Linked DNA regions of Homo sapiens: all the other regions are linked to region 3. A link is a loop called in an ENCODE intact Hi-C map of the cell type or tissue named here. Cell type or tissue: ascending aorta. All regions are shown on one strand. Links, peaks and the distances in the headings refer to the core of each region. The heading gives the core; the rest is flanking DNA.

Region 1 (6,490 bases), core at 2,508-5,007, 50 kb before region 3:
TTCTTTAACTTTTTCATTTTTATTTTTATTGTTTTTTTGAGACAGGGTCTTGCTCTGTCACCCAGGCTGGAGTGCAGTGGCACGATCTCAGTGCAGTGGCATGATCCCAGCTCACTGCAACCTCCACTTCCCACGTTCAAGTGATCCTCCTGCCTCAGCCTCCCAAGTAGCTGGGACTACAGGTGTGCACCACCATGCCCGGCTAATTTTTGTATTTTTAGTAGAGATGGGGTTTCACCATGTTGGCTAGGCTGGTCTCAAACTCCTGACCTCACGCCTGTAATTCCAGCACTTTGGGAGGCCGAGGTGGGCAGATCAGGAGGTCAGGAGTTTGAGACCAGCCTGGCCAATATGGTGAACCCACCTCTACTGAAAACACAAAAATTAGCCATGGATGGTGGCACACTCCTGTAGTCCCAGCTATTCAAGAGGGTGAGGCAGGAGAATTGCTTGAACCTGGGAGGCAGAGGTTGCAGTGAGCCGAGATCGTTCCACTGCACTCCAGCCTGGGTGACAGAGTGAGACTCCATCTCAAGGCAAAATAATAATAATAATAATAATAATAATAATAATAATAATAATAATAATAATAATAATCCCTAACAGCTTTTTTTCAGAGAGCCAGCTGGAGAATCCTTTTGCCTCTGCTATCTCCCTTTGGCTGTCTCTCTTGTGCTCTAGCACAAGCCCCAAAATAGAATCCTTGTCCAGGAAACCTGCTTGGCCTTATGTTAATTTTCATTACATGGGGAGCCACAGCCTCTTGGCCTGTAACATATTCAGGATGGCTTCATAAAGGAACAACTAGTGCAGTTGCCTGGGGCCCCACACTTACAAGGACCCATGCTTGGTTCAATGTTCTACTATTGCAGTCTTGAAATTCTTATTATTTTGAACAAGGGGCCCTGCAAATTATATAATCAGTTCTGTGTACATCTCCTCATGTTCAGCCTTCCTTCCCTCCATGTACCTCTCCTGCAGTAAGACAATTCCAATGTCTGGAGGCAGCTGGAAAGCATTGCATGTGGAACACTGGAGGTTGCATCTTCTCACCCGTCCATCTTTGCGGATTACTTCTCAATTTCTACTAGGAAAGCCTGGAGACTTCTGAGATAGTCCAAGTTCCCCATTTTACACATAAGAATACCAAGATCCAGAGATGCAAGTTCCTCCAGCTACCACTTAAATTATTTAGGTATCCTTTTCCAGGTATCTTACATTGCTATTATACCAAATAAAAATTATAACAGGCAACACTGAAAGAGAATGAGGTCAGAGAAATTAATGATCATGGCAGGATATGGGATCTGGACCTGTTTCTATATAAGACAGAGGCTGGTTCGAACCGTAGGCAGAATTCCTGAGCTCTCTCACCAGCAACATTTTCACCTTCATCTCCATCTCAACATCGCAGACTTTGAAGAACTAAAAGGATCTTTGAGGTTACATTCCTAGCCCAGGAGTCCTTAAAAAGATAACATCTAAGTCCTGGGATTCTTAATTTTTGAGTGGAGGCCTGTTTCATTTTTGGGACACCTTGGTTATTAGAAAGTATATTCTCTTTATAAAGAACAGAAGTCAGCCTCTCCATAAATTCCAACTACAGCAATCAATGGCCCTACAGGATGACAAACAATAACTCTCTCCACCTAAAAGCTTTTCGGATAATTGCAACTAGCTTTATATCTACCACCCCTTCCTCTAGGCTGTTTTGTTCTTTTTCCTAGTTGAACACCCAGTTCTCTACAATGTCCCACAGTGATGGAGTTTCTAAACACCTTCCTATTCTTATCTCTCATCTGTGGTGATCCTCAGAGCCACTAAAAATCATTAGGTTATAAAATGAAAAGAAAACAAAGCAAAAGTATCATGACAGTTTAAAAATGTGCTAAGTAAAAAAATCAGTAATTATAATCCCAGCACTTTGAGAGGCTGAGGCAGGAGGATTGCTTGAGCCCAGGAGTTTGAGACTAGCCTGGGAAATATGGGGAGAATAAGTGAGTACCACCTTAAAAATTTCGTAATTTTAAAAAAATTAGCTGGATGTGATGGCACACACCTGTGGTCCTAGCTACTCAGGAGTCTGAGGCAAGAGGATAGCTTGAGCCCGGGAGGTCAAGGCTGCAGTGAACTGAGATCGCACCACTGCACTCCAGCCTGGGCAACAGAGAAAGACCCTGACTCAAAAAAAATAGTCAGTAATAAAGTTCCAGGACTGGAAAGACTGTGACCAGGATTGTAGGGAAAGGTAAGTATGTAAGTCAAGGCTTTCTGTTGCAAGTGATAAAACCCATTTGGGACTTTCTTAAACAAATAACAGAATATTTTCATCCCAGAGCAAAAAGCCCTCTCCCCCTTCAGTTCCAGCTGGAAAAGGGCTCTGATTAGTCAAATTGGGTCACTGCCAATTCCTGGGTGGGGAAGTCATAGTTGGGTAAGAAGAGGAAAGAATCACCCAGATCACACGGACAGAGGAGGGAGCAGAGTATCACCAGGAGAGAGGTGAAGGTGTGGACATAGGCAAACAAACATAAAGGTGCCCTGCAGAGAGTGAGCCACAAAGTCAAAGACAAACACTAAATATTTTATTCAGTTATTGCACATTTATTTCTTTAGATGGGGTCTTGCTATGTTGCCCAAGCTGGTCTCAAACTCCTTGCCTCAAGCAATCCTCCCACTTCAGCTTCCCAAAGTGCTGGGATTATAGGCATGAGCCACTGTGCCTGGCCTTCTAGGGATTATTATTTAAAAAAAAAAAAAAAAAAGGAAGGTGTAGAGAGCACTCTAATATTCTAAGAATAGAGTTGTTAAGACAGCAGCAATGCTAGAAAAAAATTTTAATTGGCTAATGAGTAATATATATACTTTTTTTTTCTTTTTTGAGATGGAGTCTTGGTCTGTTGCCCAGGATGGAGTGCCAAGGCATGATCTTGGCTCACTGCAACCTCCGCCTCCTGGGTTCAAGCAATTCTCATGCCTCCCAAGTAGCTGGAATTACAGGCGTGTGCCACTACACCTGGCTAATTTTTGTATTTTTAGTAGAGACAGGGTTTCACCATATCGGCCAGGCTGGTCTCGAACTCCTGACCTCAGGTGATCCACCCGCCTTGGCCTCCCAAAGTTCTGGGATTACAGGGATGAGCCACCACGCCTGGCCTGATAGTTTTTTTTAAGGGAGATAAACAAGTAATGAAGAAACAAGAAAATGTTGAGTGCATTGATTTTTTAATTGATATCTAGTAAGAATGCAATTTAATATTTTGTGATGGGAAATAATTATAATTATTTAAATACATTTTAAAATGTTATAAAATCTGTGCTAATAGTGACTTGATATCTATTTGAAAAAGTGCTTTGAAAATTAAAACAGAATCAACTTATGATTACATGACAGTGGAAAACTATTGAGGCATTGAACACCTGGATGAAGGGTTCTCCTGTGCTGGGGGCTGTGGTCCTACTGCCTGGGCGGCCATTCTAAGGAAGAGGCACACAAGAGCTCATGCTGTGGGTGGACACGCTGGCTACATTTCTCATACACTGTTTTCTTGAGCACTGGGGAAACCCAGAGGAGGACACTTCATTTGTCCAATTAAAGATGGGATTTCATTGAGTGCTGCCTCAGAGCCCACAGACCACAGGCCCAGATGCATTCACAGCTGCCCAGAGCCAACAAGGTGGCTAGAATGTCAGCAAGAGGGGACACCGGGTGGTTCTAGTTTCCTTGTGGTTGGAGTCTGTTGAGTTAACAGCCCAAATCTGACCACACAGGCTTGGAACAGTGTGCAAGGGAGCAACCGAGAGGAAGTTAGCCAATGTTGGATCCGGGCCAGTCAACTTCTAAGAAAACGTGCCAGCAAGGGGCAGGGCCCTTGCCGAGAAGAGCTGGGCTCCTCTGGCTGTTTCTCATGGAGGCATAATTCAGTGGTGAAACCAATGCTCCCACAGGCCCCACACAAATGCTTCCTGCCCCTCCAAGCCTACAGAGCAATTGCTTTGCCTGAGGCCTCTCAAGTTGAAGGAAGATCAATAAGGCTGTCTGATAGATAATTGTGACTTGGAGCTCTTTGGATAGCTTGTCATGTTCTCTCGGAGGGCTTTGGCTTTGTTTATACAAAATGGGAAAAGGCTGTTAAACATTGAAACTTTTGATATTTTACTTTCCAAGAGGAACCACTATGGGCATTTAAAAACTCAGTCAGCAAATATTTATCAAGCAGCTTCTATCTGCAAAATACTGTGCTAAACTGTTGCAGATTCACAAGCGTGCTGTAATTAAGTTGTACACATGAGATTAACTATTTACAAACAATACACCTATGTTTATATATCAAATGAGTATTGTCATCTTTAGAACAATTATTTCAGGAGATAATACTCTTTTTTTTTTTTTTTTTTCTGAGATGGAGTCTTACTCTATTGCCCAGGCTGGAGTGCAGTGGTGCAATTTCAGCTCACTGCAACCCCTCCTCCCGGGTTCAAGTGATTCTCCTAGCTGGGATTACAGGCACACACCACCACGCCTGGTTAATTTTCGTATTTTTAGTAGAGACGGAATTTCACCCTGTTGGTCAAGCTTGTCTCGAACTCCTGACCTTGTGATTCTCCCACCTCGGCTTCCCAAAGTGCTGGGATTACAGGCGTGAGCCACCACACCCGGCCTTCAGGAGATAATATTCTTAATCCAATGGTGTTATCTGCGTAGAAAGTATTTTTAGAACATCTTTTCTTTGGGCATCACCTCAGAGCCTATGGTTCATTCTTTTGAATATGTTCAATGTTGCGAAGCCACTGAGAGTAGAGGCAAGATAAAATTGAGGAATATATTTTCTGATTTTAAAAAAATAAGTCCACACAAAAACATATGTGAATATTCAGAGTAGTTTTATTCATAATAACCCTGAACTGGAAACAACTCCAATGTCCATGCCTATGCAAAATGTGATAATATCCATACAATGGAATATTATTCAGCCCTAAAAAGAAATGAGGTACTCATACATGCTACTGAGGTAGATGGACTTGTTTTCCAATCAGACCCTTCTGATCAAAACAGGATGTAGCAGAGGAACTGGCGGAAACCAGCAGATGGTGACGAAAGCAACCTCTAGTTGCCCTCACTGCTCCTTAGCATAAAGACACTCCCACTAGTGCCAAGACAGTTTACAAATGCCATGGTAACGAGTGGGAAGTTGCCTTACATGGTTCCAGGAACTTCCCCGCCCCTTTTCGAGAAAATTCTGAATAATCCCATAATTAGCACTTAGTTAAGAGTAGGCAAAAATATAGCTGGCCAGCAATCTGTGACAGCTGTGGCAGCTGTTGCTCCTGCTTGGGACTGCAGCTGCTGCTGCTGCTCTAGGCTGCTCTGTTTATGGGACAGCACTGCTCTGCCTATGGAGTGGCCACCTTGCTGTACACTGCTGCTCTGGGCCACTCTGTCTACGGGTTAGCCCTGCTCTGCCTACGGGTTAGCCCTGCTCTGCCTATGGGTTAGCCCTGCTCTATGGAGCAGCCATTGTGATGTACACTGTTGCTCTAATAAACTTGCTTTCTTTCACTGTCAGCTGATTCTTGAATTCTTTTCTGAGTGAAACCAAGAACCCACCAAGCTAAGCTCCAGTTTTGGGGTGCATCTGCATCACTACAACATGGATGAACCTTGAAAACATTATGCTAAGCAAAATAAGCCAGTCGCAAAAGATCATATATGATAGGATTCCATTTATACGAGGTATCCAGAAAAGGCAAATCTATGCAGACAGAAAGTAGACTAGTGGTTGCCCGGGGCTAGGGATGGGAATAGGCGATGGAGGTGTTCTAAAATTGGATTGTGGTGAGGGTTGCATACTTGTGACTTTACTAAAAATCATCTAATCGTACACTTAAAGTGAGTGCATTTTATTATATGTAAATTATACCTCAATAAAGCTTTTTTGAAAAATGAAATGTGGCTAGACATGGCTCACTCGTGTAATTCCAGCATTTTGGGAGGCCAAGGCGGGCAGATCACTTGAGGTCAGGAGTTTGAGATCAACTTGGCCAACATAGTGAAACCCAGTCTCTACTAAAAATACAAAAATTAGCCAGGCATGGTGGCTCATGCCTGTAATCCCAGCTACTTGGGAGAATGAGGCAGGTGAATCGCTTGAACCCAGGAGGCGGAGGTTGCAGTGAGCCCACATCGCGCCACTGCACTCCAGCCTGGGCAATAAAGCAAGACTCTATCTCAAAAAAAAAAAGGAATATGATGATTATAAAGTATAAAAAATTGATTTTGGGGTGACATATGAACCAATTCTAAAGGCAAATGGAAAGGGTTAGAAAATTCTTCCCTCTCAGAGTTCTAAAAATCAGTTGAGCAATAGCAGCATCCTGAGAATGAATGTGCATCGCCTCCCAGGGTGACTGACAGCCAAGTCTCATTTACACACAGTCTGATGGGCACTACTCCAGTAGCGCAGTAACTATTCCAGAGCTATTGCCTTTC
Region 2 (6,490 bases), core at 2,193-4,692, 54 kb after region 3:
TGCATCTCAATCTCAGCCAGGTGAAATGGGATAAAGGTGAATTAGCACATCGTGTGGGCAGGCTGGTTTAGAGTAAACTGCTATGTGAAATGAGCAAGTCTTTGAACTGAATAGGAAAGAGTGGTGTCTGGGAACTGCTTCTGATTTACTCAGAGACATGGAGAAAGAGCTCTTTCTAGGGAATGACCCTGGCCCTGGTGGGATGTGCCAGGTGGGAGTCTCATGGAAAGCACTAGCTAGATGTTGGATGCTTTGGAGGAACTAATGTGCTGAGGAGATGTCAGCCCCGTGGGTCACCTTAGGGAGGGGCATGGGCCCAGTTGGTGGGGGTATTGCCAGGGCATGGATTCTGCACTGAGTGGGGCTATAGGGGACCTGGTGAGCTTCCTGGTAAGCCTTGGCCCAGGGCACTCTGGGAAGAAGGGGAGAAGTGCCCTGGGGAGGGCCAGTGAGGATAAAATGGAAGAAAGTAGACCCTCAGAGAAAGTACTTAGGGTGGGGCAGATTGTTGCAGGGCAGGTCAAGTGGGGGAAAGGAAAGGATGGGCTGGGACTTCTGGTGAAGGAGCATGTGAGGTACAGGAAGACAGGCTTCTGCTTAGAAGTAAAAGATAAAACTCCAGGAATCCGACTCGGGAAAGAAACAGGGCTCATCTAAATGAGAGAAACTCAGGCCTCCCAGATATCTAGAAGAAGCCCATAACCAGTGGGATGACAGGTTTATGATGATAACCCTCAGAGAGGTAGAGCAGAGGTCAGCAGAGAAGGAGGAATCGAGACCTTCAGCTGGTTCCTAAGGAAGCCCCTGAAAAATAACTGAACTAGACCTAAGGAAACCACATGTCAGAGAATTTGGTCTCAACTCCAGCATTTCATTCGGCACTCTGCTCAGTCCCTCAGCCTGAAGCTGCTTTGGTGGGGCTCCTAGTGTTCCTTTTCCTGCCTCAGAGGTTGTTGTTTGGGTCTTTCTGTCTGAGGTGGCAGGGCAGTCATCCAGCTGAAGAGATTGTGTGGAGATGGTTGATGGAGGACAGCGTTTCTCGGCTTTATTGTGTAGCCGGTGGCTTAGAACCCCTGAAGTAAAGGGCAAGCTTCCAGTCTTTTTTCTTTTTCTTTTTTTTTTTTTTTGAGTTGGAGTCTCGCTCTGTCACCAGGCTGGAGTGCAGTGGCACGATCTCAGCTCACTGCAACCTCCGCCTCCCGGGTTCAAGCGATTCTCCTGCCTCAGCCTCCCAAGTAGCTGGGACTACAGGCACGTGCCACCATGCCCAGCTAATTTTTGTATTATTAATAGAGATGGGGTTTCACTATGTTGGCCAGGATGGTCTCGATCTCTTGACCTTGTGATCTGCCCCCTTCAGCCTCCCAAAGTGCTGGGATTACAGGTGTGAGCCACCATGCCCGGCCAAGCTTCCAGTCTTAACAGCCACCTATGAACCCTGGTTACAATTTCTCAGAGATCCGCTCTATTTGTAATGCGTGTATCATTTTAGCGCAAAACCACTTCCCTGTGGCTGTGGCATCAGGGTATCCGCATGGTAGATAAAGCCTGGGAAACCCATATTCTCTCTCTCTTTTTTTTTTTTTGAGACGGAGTCTCGCTCTGTCGCCCAGGCTGGTTGGAGTGCAGTGGCGCGATCTCGGCTCACTGCAAGCTCCGCGTCCCGGGTTCATGCCGTCCATATTCTCTTAAGAATATAACCCCAAGCTTTCTAGAGCCATCCTTGCTATATGTACAGTTTCTTTAGGAAAGAATCGACAGGTTCTGCTGAGCTTCCTGACAGAAAACCCTGTGGGCTTCTATCTGATCAGGGTGTTGGATAATTAGGTTGTAAGTACCTGGAGAGGGGCTGTGTAACCCTGAGCTAGGTTCCTACAGATTGGGTTGAATTTTAAGCCTCAGCACTGTTATTAATGTCTTGCAAGTCTGACTTAATGATTTCTGTTTTTGAAGGCTCACTGGAGGATTTGGAGTCAATTTCGTTAGTGATGTAATAGATGTGACTCTTTCGTCAACTTTTGTATGTTATATTCATCATTCTAAACCCCCTGTTAGGAATTGTTGGTCAGACAAGCCTTTTGACCCTAAAAGTTGAAAAGAAACAAATTTTTTAAAATAGCAGATTATCTGGCTGGACATGGTGGCTCATGCCTGTAATCCCAGCACTTTGGGAGGCCAAGGCAGGTGCATCACTTGAGCTGAGGAGTTCAAGACCAGCCTCGGCAACATGGCGAAACCCCATCTCTACCAAAAAATAAAAAAAATTAGCTGGGCATAGTGGCACACACCTGTAGTCCCAGCTACTTGGGAGGCTGAGGTGTGAGGATCATTGAGGATCATCTGAGTCTGGGAGGTTGAGGCTGCAGTGAGCCATGATTGCACCACTGCACTCCTGCCTGGGCAGCAGTAAGACTGTCTCCAAAAAAAAAGGAATGAAGTTCTAACAATGTGCTATAATGTGGATGAACCTTGAAAGCATTATGCTAAGTGAAAGTAACCAGATACAAAAGACCACATATTGCAGATTCCATTTATATGAAATGTCTAGATAGGCCAATTCATAAACACATGGAGCAGATGAGTGGTTTCCAGGGCTTGGGAAGGGAAGAGGAAATGGAGAGTGACTGCCAGTGGGTATGAGGTTTCCTTTTGGAATGATGAAATGTTCTGGAACTAGATAGTAATGATAGTTGCACAACATTGTGAATGTGCTTAATGCCACAAAATTGTATACTTTTAAATGGTCAAATTTTATGTTATTTACAATAACAAGCAAATACCAATTCAGGTTCATAGCTGTTTATTTTCATATTGTAGGTATTTTGCAAATGAACCATTTGCTGACTTCCACCGAGTGGAAGGATTGCAAGGAGTCTACATTGCTACTCTGATTAATGGTTCTATGAATGAGGAGAACATGAGATCGGTCATCACCTTTGACAAAGGGGGAACCTGGGAGTTTCTTCAGGCTCCAGCCTTCACGGGATATGGAGAGAAAATCAATTGTGAGGTATTGATGCTTTAATCTTCTTTTGCTTTTTAATATAAAGGAAAGAGCCCTGCTCTGTGGTAGTTTCCTATGTCTAGTATTTATTGAAAAAATACAAGATCACATGGTATTCTATTAATATCACATGGAGCAGACTTCTATTTGTGTTGCTACACTTGCAGTTCCCAAACTCTGCTCCAAGGTCTTGCTACCACTTCTGGGCAGAAGCAACTCAGAAAAAAAAAAAAAAAAGTAGTATTCGTTTTTAGTACTACTTGTTTAGTTAGACCATTACTTGGTCTTTTGGATTTTTGAATTTTGTTTGTCCATGGTGGGCTATGTGGACACTCCCCTATATAATGTATCTGTGGCCCTTGGGAAAATTCTTTTGGAGACTCTTACCTTAGAATTTACTTCTTGGTTTTTCTTCTCTATTTGGCAATGGGTCTTGGCTTACCACATCAAATCTAATTTTGGAAAGAGGCAGCCTATAAATGGATATAGACAAATATCTGGGTACTTCCTCTTCCCTCAATAGTGTCTTCTACAGCAGCTTGGTGAGATCCTGGGATAGTTGGGGCTTGGGTGTTTTTGAGCGTGCTGTGGGGGTCAGGCTTTAGTTAAATCGAATTAATGGTATCATTCAAATTCAGCTTTCTGTTTCCCTGACTAATCAGTTTATTTATGAACTGTCGTTCATCAGCTTTAGGTATAGGTTTCTTCTTCTGAGTTTAGGTGGTGGAAGGAATGTATAGGAAATGGGTAAGTCTGATTACCTGAGGTTACAGAAACTCTTCAATGAATAGACTTCCTTGCAGGCAGAGAAGCATGAGTCAGAAAGAGGAGTGAGCAAATAAATATTTCTTTGAGACCCAGCCTAATTTGTTCCAGTTTTCATTGGTCAAACTGAGACTCTAGCAAGACAGATACTTGTTAGAGATCCTTTTATGACAAAAATAAGTAGCAAATAATCCAGCAAACCTTGCTACCATTTTTACCTGACCATAACCACATAAGCACATAGTCCTCCTGTGCAGAACCCTGGCCACATCTGAGTAACATTGAACAAGCTCTTTCTGACCAGGAGAACTGAGTGTGACCATATGGCAAAGGGTGTTGTCCTGATTGCTTGCAGAGCTATGAAAATCTGGACATGAGTGATGGAGGCCAGACTGAATCGCTTGAAGCCTTGCCCTGTATACCTACACCTTTGTGCAAATGTAAAATACATAGGAAAAAATTTAGTGCTAATCCTTTGCTTTTTATATCTCATTGATACTGTACATCAGGGGAGCTTTTCCATGAGACTTATGACTTCTGATTCTTGGTCTTTCTTATGACAGAATTGCTGGAATCATGTTTGAAATATGTCTCTGACTTAGAAAGTGAATATGACAAAATCATTTCATTTCTCTTTAGTTCTGAGTCACTTGAGAGGATCTCTGAGTGATAGGATGAGATGATGACTTTCCCATCTACTTGAGTTGACACTGATTTCTAATTGTTATTCCCTGAGAGTCTCAGAAGGCCTTTTTAAGTTGTAATTGTTCTCTTCTTCCACGGGACATTTATGTGGGTTCAGATGATCCTCTCTGTCTGGGGGGTGTGGGGACAGCTGGGCTGTGAGTCTGGTTTCCCCTGGGCCAGGCCTCCTTGCCCCGTGTCAGCTGCACTCCCCTCACACAGGCCGCAGGGTTTACAGGGAACGCTAGGCATGGTATCATGTGCTGACACTGCCTGAAACTTTGGTTGTATAGCTTTCCCAGGGCTGTTCCCTTCATCTGGCTCAGCGCCTCAGTCAGCTCCTCAACCTCCAGCTCCGGAGAATGCCCATCCTGTCCAAGGAGTCGGCTCCAGGCCTCATCATCGCCACTGGTAAGTGTGCTTGCCTGTTCTCAAAAGGGGTTCAGCTGTCTGGTGATGTGCAGGCCAAATGCAGAGCGATCACCCACACCTCCAGCAGTAACCACGCTTTGTGGTTTGAAAGCATTCTTAGTTGCTAGATACTACGCAGAATTTCTGGCTGGGCAAGGTGATTATCTGACATATTCTTGAAATTAAAAATAATTATTTCTCTTGCATTTTAGGCTCAGTGGGAAAGAACTTGGCTAGCAAGACAAACGTGTACATCTCTAGCAGTGCTGGAGCCAGGTGGCGAGAGGTCAGCCCCCTCCCCCAATCCCGTCCCCTCCACCCTCATTCCCATTTGTGTGAGAATGTAGACTGTGCCTTGGCATTTCAGGGACACAAATGGTCCATGGCAGAGACCAGTAATGCCAGATATGACTATAAAGTAAAGAAAGGTACCTGAAGCCACTGATTTATATCCACAGTTACTTTAAATTAAACACAGACCTTTGCAAATGTGTGAATTTTACTGAACATTCTAAGATTATGAGTTCTATGAGGGCAAAGACAATGTCTGTTTTACTGACTTCTTTATCCTTAGGACCTAAGAGTGCCTGGCATGGAGTGGGGGCTCAGGGCATATATGCTGCATGTATCAGCAAATTATAGCGTAGTGGTATTAGCCCTGAAATGGGCTGCTATTATTATTATTATTTTGTATATTATTGAAGTTGAGATGAAGCCTGTCCTTGCTGGGCTATGTTGTATAGGCACTTTCGTCTCACTCTGTGCTATGGAAGTAGACTCTCTTTTTGCCTTAAGGTTGTATAACTAATATCGATGCTGATTATACCAATTCCTAAGACAGGGCTAGTTCCCTAGTTCCAAAATGCTAATTCATCTTCATCTTTGGGCATTAGAGAATTTCCAAACTTGTAAAAAAAAAAAAAAGTTGTTGCCAGCCTCCCATTGATTAAGGCCAAGGAAGTGCGTTTGGTCTCGTTCTGTAGGGGTTGCTTTCAGGGGTGACCCTCTAGTTATGCCAGGAGCCACCAGGGTAAAACCCAACAGATCACTTGACAGGATGAGCACCTTGTCATCGAGCAGCCCCGCAGGCTGGGCAGCCGGAACAGCACGTCGGGAGTGATGTGGAGTTCTCAGAACAGCTAGCAGACATAGTTCCCATCCACGTGGTGCTTTACTGGGAATGCACCATGCTCACCTTGATATTTGAATAGGTAATATGTAAAGCAGTAATAAAAATACCAACATTCATTTGGCACCTTGCAGTTCACAGAGGCCTGTCACAAGCCTTCTCTCACTGTGGCAGGGCTTCCCATCCCTCCCGAGGAGAGAGATGAGGCTCAGACACTGTGTACTGTATGTGGTGAACGCAAATATGTGTTCAGATGAGGCAGATTGTTAAGGCCATTGTAGTCAGAGTGCAAACAGTTTGAATGGAAATTTTCGGGTTGTCCTTGTGCAGCTCCCAAGGGAAGATTAAGCAGCTGCTTTCCCCTTTCGTGGAGCTGGACGCTCCCTTTGAAATGGGGTATCCTCTTCTCTGCGAATAGGCCTGTGGTTTGTTTGTGCCTTCTGCTGTTGGTGTAATCTGGGATTTGCACATCTGCAAGTGATTTCCTTCTGGGTAGA
Region 3 (6,490 bases), core at 1,969-4,468:
CAAAAGTCAAGTGAGTGAGCTGAGATTCCATGAACTGGGCCTCTCTTCCGGGAGTGCTCGTAAACTAGATTTCAGCTTTCCTTCTGAGGTGAGCAGTCCAGGGAGGATAATAAGCCTGCTAAATATAGTGAGAACACAGTCTTGAAAGGGGACAGTGAGAGGCAATTTGCATACCTAGCATTTAAGCCATGCAAAGGGATGGTTTGGGAAAACCTTGTTCTCCTTGGACCTCAGGAGGCTGTCTTTGACTTCCTCAGTTTCGTCATATAGTTCAGGGGAGTGCCTGGCTCCTTCTGTCCTCACAGTTGAAGGACAGGATATTTGTTTTATGCTATATTGTAGAATTTTAAAAACGCTTCTTTGTATTTCACTGCTAGTGAAGCAGAGAAATGAATCAGACTGCCTTATTTGTCCTCCTTGTACTGCGTTTTGGGAGGAGGCTGTGTAGGAGTTGTGAGGACTGCAAGCTGTGGGAGTCTAGGACATCCTGATTTTTGGGTTTGACCAATTTGAAAGAGGTGTAGAGAGGGTACCTGTGACCCATTCTATTCAGTGGCCCCACCTCCTGCATAAGCCTCAACAACTATACAGATTTCGGTGGTTTTATTGGAAACTTCTCATCATTGGCTTAGACTTGCAACCCTAATTCCCCCAGAAGTGCTCTGTGTGAGCTAACAGGTAAGAAATGATTAAAGAGCCTACAGGGTGCCTGGCACCTAGCAGACCTCAGTGCCTACTTCATCCGCAAGTGAACGCATGAGTAATCAGTCCCTTCATCCAAGCCATTGACTTCCTCCCCTCTATTTATAACAACCCAGAACTTGAGGACTGGGTGGTAGCAGGTCCTTCCCCTCACTCTGAATAATAGGAGGTGAATCATTTCACCTCTCCGGGTTGCCAGGGCACGCAGGGGGCTGAGGGACAACACTTGTGGGGTGATATGGACTTGTTCGATGAAGATGCCGAGGCGAGTCAAGGTGTGGGTGGCATCCACTGTTGTGAGCTGGCGGTGGATGCTAGCCTTGGGCCTGCGGCTGTTTCTCCAGCTGGGGACAGGGAGGCCTGTGCGGATGCTGTGGCTCTGCAGATGCCGCTGACAGCACTTTGAAGGATTGGTTTGGCCAGAGACCCAGTCCACAGCCTGCCTCCTGTATGACTCATTCTAGCTGCATATTTTGGTAGCATGAGGGCTTGAGATGAGATAAAAGGAGCACTTCTTAAGAGTGGAAGCTCCTAGGTTCTTGATTAGCACTTGAGAAATATAATGTTCTCTGCAGGTCCTAGAGGCCTTAAAAAAATTTGAGTATATTTCACATTACATAAAATTAGCCATTTTAAAGTGAACAGTTCAGTGAACTTAATATCGCCGCAATGTTGTGCTACCATGATTTCCAAAACATTTCCATCGCTCTGAAATAAAACCCCTTACCCATTAAGCAGTGATTCCCTCCTCTCCAATCTCCCAGCCCCTCGTAACCACTAATCAGCTTTCTCTCCCTATGGATTTACCTATTCGGGACATTTCATATAAATGGTGTCATGCAATCATGCAATATGTGACCTTTTGTATCTGGCTTCTTTCACTTAGCATATTGTTTGTGAGGTTCAGCCACATTGTAGCATATATCATCAGTATATCCTAGAGTTTTAATGACCATCCCAAATCCCCAAAGACAAGCCCCCCCGCCAAAAATGGTACATCTTTCTAGCTACCGTCATTTAGTTCCAACTCCTGCCAGGAGGCAGGGGAATCAACTAGATTCATTGTTTCCCAAAGAAGCTGCATTAGAAATACCTGGGGTTGGGGTGTGTCTCCTTTTTTTTTTTTTGAGACGGAGTCTCGCTCTGTCGCCCAGGCTGGAGTGCAGTGGCATGATCTTGGCTTACTGCAACCTCTGCCTCCCAGATTCAAGCAATTCTCCTGCCTCAGCTTCCCGAGTAGCTGGGACTACAGGCACGTGCCACCGTGCCTGGCTAATTTTTTGTATTTTTAGTAGAGACGGTTTTTCACTGTGTTAGCCAGGTTGGTCTCCATCTCCTGACCTCGTGATCTGCCTGCCTTGGCCTCCCAAAGTGCTGGGATTACAGGCATGAACCACCACGCCCGGCTGGGTGTGTCTTTTAAAAAAGACTGATTCCTGGGCTCCAGGCAGAGGGCGACAGAGCCGGTAGGCGTGGAGTGGGGCCTCTTAGGTGATTCTGACCTTCAGTGGGGCATGGGACCCCCCTAGGCCAGGTGATCTTTGGGGGGTGGGGTGGGAGGAGTTATCTTGACTCTTAACGACCTGCCAATGAGCCAGATGCTGTTTGTTGTTTATGATGCAGTTTCTGTGTTCAGAGGTTTCTGTGGCATGTAATTTTTCTCTGTTTGCCTTCTGAGGGGAGGCACTCGGCCCCTCCCTGCTGCCTTAACAGCTCCAATTAATTGTGTCTCATTTATCAAGCTCCAGCTATGCCCTGTGAGCTAGACAGGGGAGAGGGAAGGTTGTTCACACCCCGGGGTTGTGGTTATAGCTGATTGCACGTCAAGGTTATGTTCCTGGGAAAACCACCCTCCCACCCACTCCCAGGCCAGTGTCTTCTGGGTGTGGGACCTGTGTGGGGGATTGGCGATGGAAAAAGGCTTGGGGAGGAGGAAAGGGGAGATCAGGGGGAGATCCTTGGGGATGGATGGAAAAGGAACCAAACAAACCGGAAGCCACTGATTAAGTAAAGGGATCTAGGGACCTGTGGGTTGTTCTTGATTGCTGGGGTCTGCCCTGGGCTGCTGGTGTCTTGGCCACATGCCATGGAGAGCTAGCAGGAAAAGCCTGCTTTGTTGACTTCTTTTCTTTCCCCTGGGGGTGAGGATGGGGGCAAGGTGGAGACAGAGGAGACAGGTGAGGCCAGAGGGTAGAATGCATGTCTTGATAATAAAATTTACTTCCTGTCAGCCTGCCTGCTGGCTCCCCTGTCCTGCGCGCATCCATTCCTGATTCCTGCAACTAGGTCTGCTGTGGGGGGATGGGCACCCGGGCTGCCTTGGGGATCAGCTGTGACTCACCAGGGAGTTATTCTTATGACCAGGATGTGCCTGACATCTCGCCAAGCAAAGGAGCTGAGCTGTTCCTGCGAGTGCCTGGTGGCCCTCGTACAAGTCATTTCTTGCCAGGGATTTTATCCCCCTACTGGGCTGCCCCTTTTCAGTCTGCTCTTATGAGTAAAAGGGACATCTAATAAAAAAAGCTTTCCTTAAAAAAAAGAAGAGAAAGAAACAAAGTAACAAACAAACAGGTGTTTTACCAGGCTTGCCTTCTAGAGGTTTTCTTTTTTTCTTTTTTTTTTTTTTTTTGAGGTGGAGTCTCGCTCTGTTGCCCAGGCTGGACTGCAGTGGTACAATCTTGGCTCACTGCAAGCTCCGCCTCCCGGGTTCACGCCATTCTCCTGCCTCAGCCTGCCGAGTAGCTGGGACTACAGGCACCCGCCACCACGCCCGGCTAATTTTTTGTATTTTTAGTAGAGACCGGGTTTCACCGTGTTAGCCAGGATGGGAGTTTTTCTTTGTAGAAAAGCCCTTGGATGTTTTGAGGCTTGCCCTTGGTGCTCTTCTCACCTTTCACCTGCCTTGGGATTGGTGAGGAGGTCTCCTGTCCTCTGAGTAGATCGATTTCAGCAAGTTATCTTCAGACCTTTTGCCCACTCTGATCACTGAAAGCTTTGCAACCTACTCAAAGCATTATCTGAGTGTTACCTGCCAGAGGGAGCATTTTGATGTCATCTTTGAGGATGCCCAAGTTGAATATTTGAGGACTTTTTATCCCAGATCCCAGGGGAACATGGGTGATTTTTTTTTTCTAGGTTCCTAGTCCTTTATTGTATTGACATTTGCATAGTTTTCTATCCCCACTCTGGTTCAAGAGTGCAGATGTTTTGGGAGGGGAGGAAACTTTTAGCTGGGATTCCCAGGGCACATGTGTTGTGAGTTTCTGATCTCCAGATGGATCCAGGGGATTGGGCTGGAGAGGAGGAAAAGGGAAGGCTTCAGCGACCGGAGGAGATTCCTTTAGCTGCTTTCTCTTTGTAGCATTCTGGATTAAATAATTTATTTACTTCTATTTCTTATTTGCACTTCTCTGTTAGTGCTTGCCTGGACTTCTCTATCTGGGAATGAGGAGAGACATTTTGGAAGGACACATATTCCTAGGTCCTTTTCTTTAAAGTAAGGTCGCCTTTCAAATGTTTTTCAAAAAGAGTTTGATCCTGGATCAAATTAAATGCAGGTATTTAAAACTCCAAGTAACGTCGTTAAGGATTAGCTGCTTTGTCCTTCTGCCAGCCAAATATGTGGCACAGGTGTTTCTCTTTTCCCTGATGACATCTGAGAGCACCTCAAGGAGTGGGTGGGGAAAGTTCGAGTGTGCTGGGGGGAGGAAGCGAGAGAAGGAGAAAGGAGCTGTGGGTTTTCTGCCGCAGAGCCTTGATGAGAAGACAGCTCGGAGGGCAGGTTGGCCCAGGCTTGAACTGTCATCAGTCTAGGCTTACTCGTGGGTGGGGTGGACTGTGCGGGCTGGAGTCCCAGAAGCTTGATTTCCTTCCACGTGTGCCTCAGACAGCTGAGGTTGAGGAGGCTGGTGGAATAGGCTTCTCTCAGACATCGCTCAGCAAGAGAGGCAGCCTGTGATCCTGGTTTCATGGCATTGTCCTGCTTCTGAGTGTTGGACCACCTCTCAGAATTTTTTTTTTGAGACTGAGTCTTGCTCTGTCGCCCAGATTGGAGTGTGGTAGCTCAACCTTGGCTCACTGCAACCTCTGCCTCCTGAGCTCAAGCGATTCTTCTGCCTCAGCCTCCCGAGTAGCTGGGACTACAGGTGCATGCCACCATGCCTGGCTACTTTTTGTATTTTTAGTAGAGATGGGGTTTCACCGTATTGGCCAGGCGGGTCTTGAACTCCTGACCTCAGGTGATCTGCCCGCCTTGGCCTCCCAAAGTGCTGGGATTACAGTCGTGGGCCACCGAGCCTGACCAGCTCTCAGAATTTTTGTTATTCCTGTCATGACTTTGCTTTCCACAGAGTGGGTGGAATGTATGGTTCAGGTGTTCAAATGCCAGTCCTCAGACAGGTGTCCATCAGCCAACAGTGAAATAAGAAAATAAAAGTAATGTAGTTTTCCATACAGTGAAACAATGGTTCTTTATTCTGAGATGATATGCTTCCTCAGTTTTCAGTGTTAACACATCTTTGAAAAAATGACAATGACTCTAGATAGTGGTCATATTGCCCTGTAAGGTGAGCTGCGTAACAGACAAATCCCAAAGGCTCAGCGTGTGGCTGAGTTGAGGCTCCGGGTTATGAGAAGTTCAGGATGAGTGCTACTGGTTAGCGGAGGTCTTTTCCATGGGGATGCAGCCTCCTTCCGTCTTCGGCTCTGCCCTCCTCTGGGGCTTTGGAGTCCTCTGAATGCGGCCTGCGGATGGGGAAAGAAAAGAGGACTGCATGGGGGCCAGGCCGATAGTGGCCCTGATGACTTCTCTCACATTACACCTGCTGGAACTCAGTCCCAGGCCACACCTTCTGCCCCACAGCCTGGACCAGAGTCTGCGGTGTCCTCAGGAAGCAGAGGAAAGAGATTGAGAGAGTAGCTAGTCCTGTTTTTGTGATGTCCTTACTTGGCAGAATAGAAGTTGCCAACCAGTCCTCTGTTGGCCTTCCTCATTTTTATTTTATCGGTTTACCAAATCTAAAAGTCTGAGAACTAAAATATTTCCTTATTTGAGACCTTTCAAAAATAATTTTGAAAAGCTTCACAATGATACTTCTCTCATTTCTCATTACCAGCTGAAAGTGAATGACAGTACCACCAAGCCAGAAAAAACATAGTTGGAACAGAAGTTTGAAAAGCATGTGATCTTTCTGGCCTATGAATTTTTTTTGAACAAGGGCAATGTTTCCATGCTTTGGTTTAAAATCTTACCAGTGCATGTCATACATAGAGTAAGGATCAGAGTAACCAGAGATTGGTATCATAAAGGATGAAAATAATCAAAGGAATTGGTTATGCCAATGAGAGCCCAAGAAGCTTTTCTACAATCTCTTTACATCCAAAATAGCAGGGGACTCATTTCTTTGTGGGGAAGTTGAGTGTGACAGAATATGCATGAGGTGGGAGGGGAAGAGGCCACCTTGGCCCAAATGCTTTAGATGGCAGAATCTTCATCATTTCTGCTTGACAAAGGAGGAAAGAGTCTTGATTTAGAATGTGTGTGGCCATCACTTATCGTGGGTCCTAATTCCTACATTGATCTCTTTCAGGTTAGTCTGAATGATTCCCACAATCAGATGGTGGTGCACTGGGCTGGAGAGAAAAGCAACGTGATCGTGGCCTTGGCCCGAGATAGCCTGGCATTGGCGAGGCCCAAGAGCAGTGATGTAAGTGTTGTGTTGGCTCTGGGCACACCTTGGTGCCATCAACATGCCCTTTTCTGGTCCACTGGGATTATCATACTGGAAAA

What was found. Peaks named below come from ENCODE experiments on the same cell type or tissue, not always from the same donor. Only the 100,000 strongest peaks of a DNase experiment are listed, where the experiment ranks them.
Region 1: a loop joins it to region 3, with 2.3 times the contacts of the local background. A loop is called at or near these places in 11 of 110 quality-filtered maps.
Region 2: a loop joins it to region 3, with 3 times the contacts of the local background. A loop is called at or near these places in 37 of 110 quality-filtered maps.

What each region holds. Positions count from the first base shown.
Region 1 is chr11:121,413,613-121,420,102 of GRCh38, forward strand. No RefSeq gene overlaps it. Among named protein-coding and RNA genes, the nearest start is that of SORL1, 35 kb to the right of the region's middle. In ascending aorta, for the core only: no CTCF peak of the experiment used is centred there; a DNase peak (open chromatin) is centred at 3,829; H3K27ac peaks cover 959 bases.
Region 2 is chr11:121,517,840-121,524,329 of GRCh38, forward strand. It overlaps SORL1 (sortilin related receptor 1), which reads left to right. Exons shown (of 48, transcript NM_003105.6): 9 at 2,818-3,010; 10 at 4,747-4,864; 11 at 5,077-5,150. Among named protein-coding and RNA genes, the nearest start is that of SORL1-AS1, 68 kb to the left of the region's middle. In ascending aorta, for the core only: no CTCF peak of the experiment used is centred there; no DNase peak of the experiment used is centred there; H3K27ac peaks cover 2,500 bases.
Region 3 is chr11:121,463,717-121,470,206 of GRCh38, forward strand. It overlaps SORL1 (sortilin related receptor 1), which reads left to right. Exons shown (of 48, transcript NM_003105.6): 2 at 6,291-6,407. Among named protein-coding and RNA genes, the nearest start is that of SORL1-AS1, 14 kb to the left of the region's middle. RefSeq lists enhancers at 2,052-3,251, 2,815-2,884, 4,300-4,349, 4,730-4,779. In ascending aorta, for the core only: no CTCF peak of the experiment used is centred there; DNase peaks (open chromatin) are centred at 3,045 and 3,388; H3K4me3 peaks cover 918 bases; H3K27ac peaks cover 2,301 bases.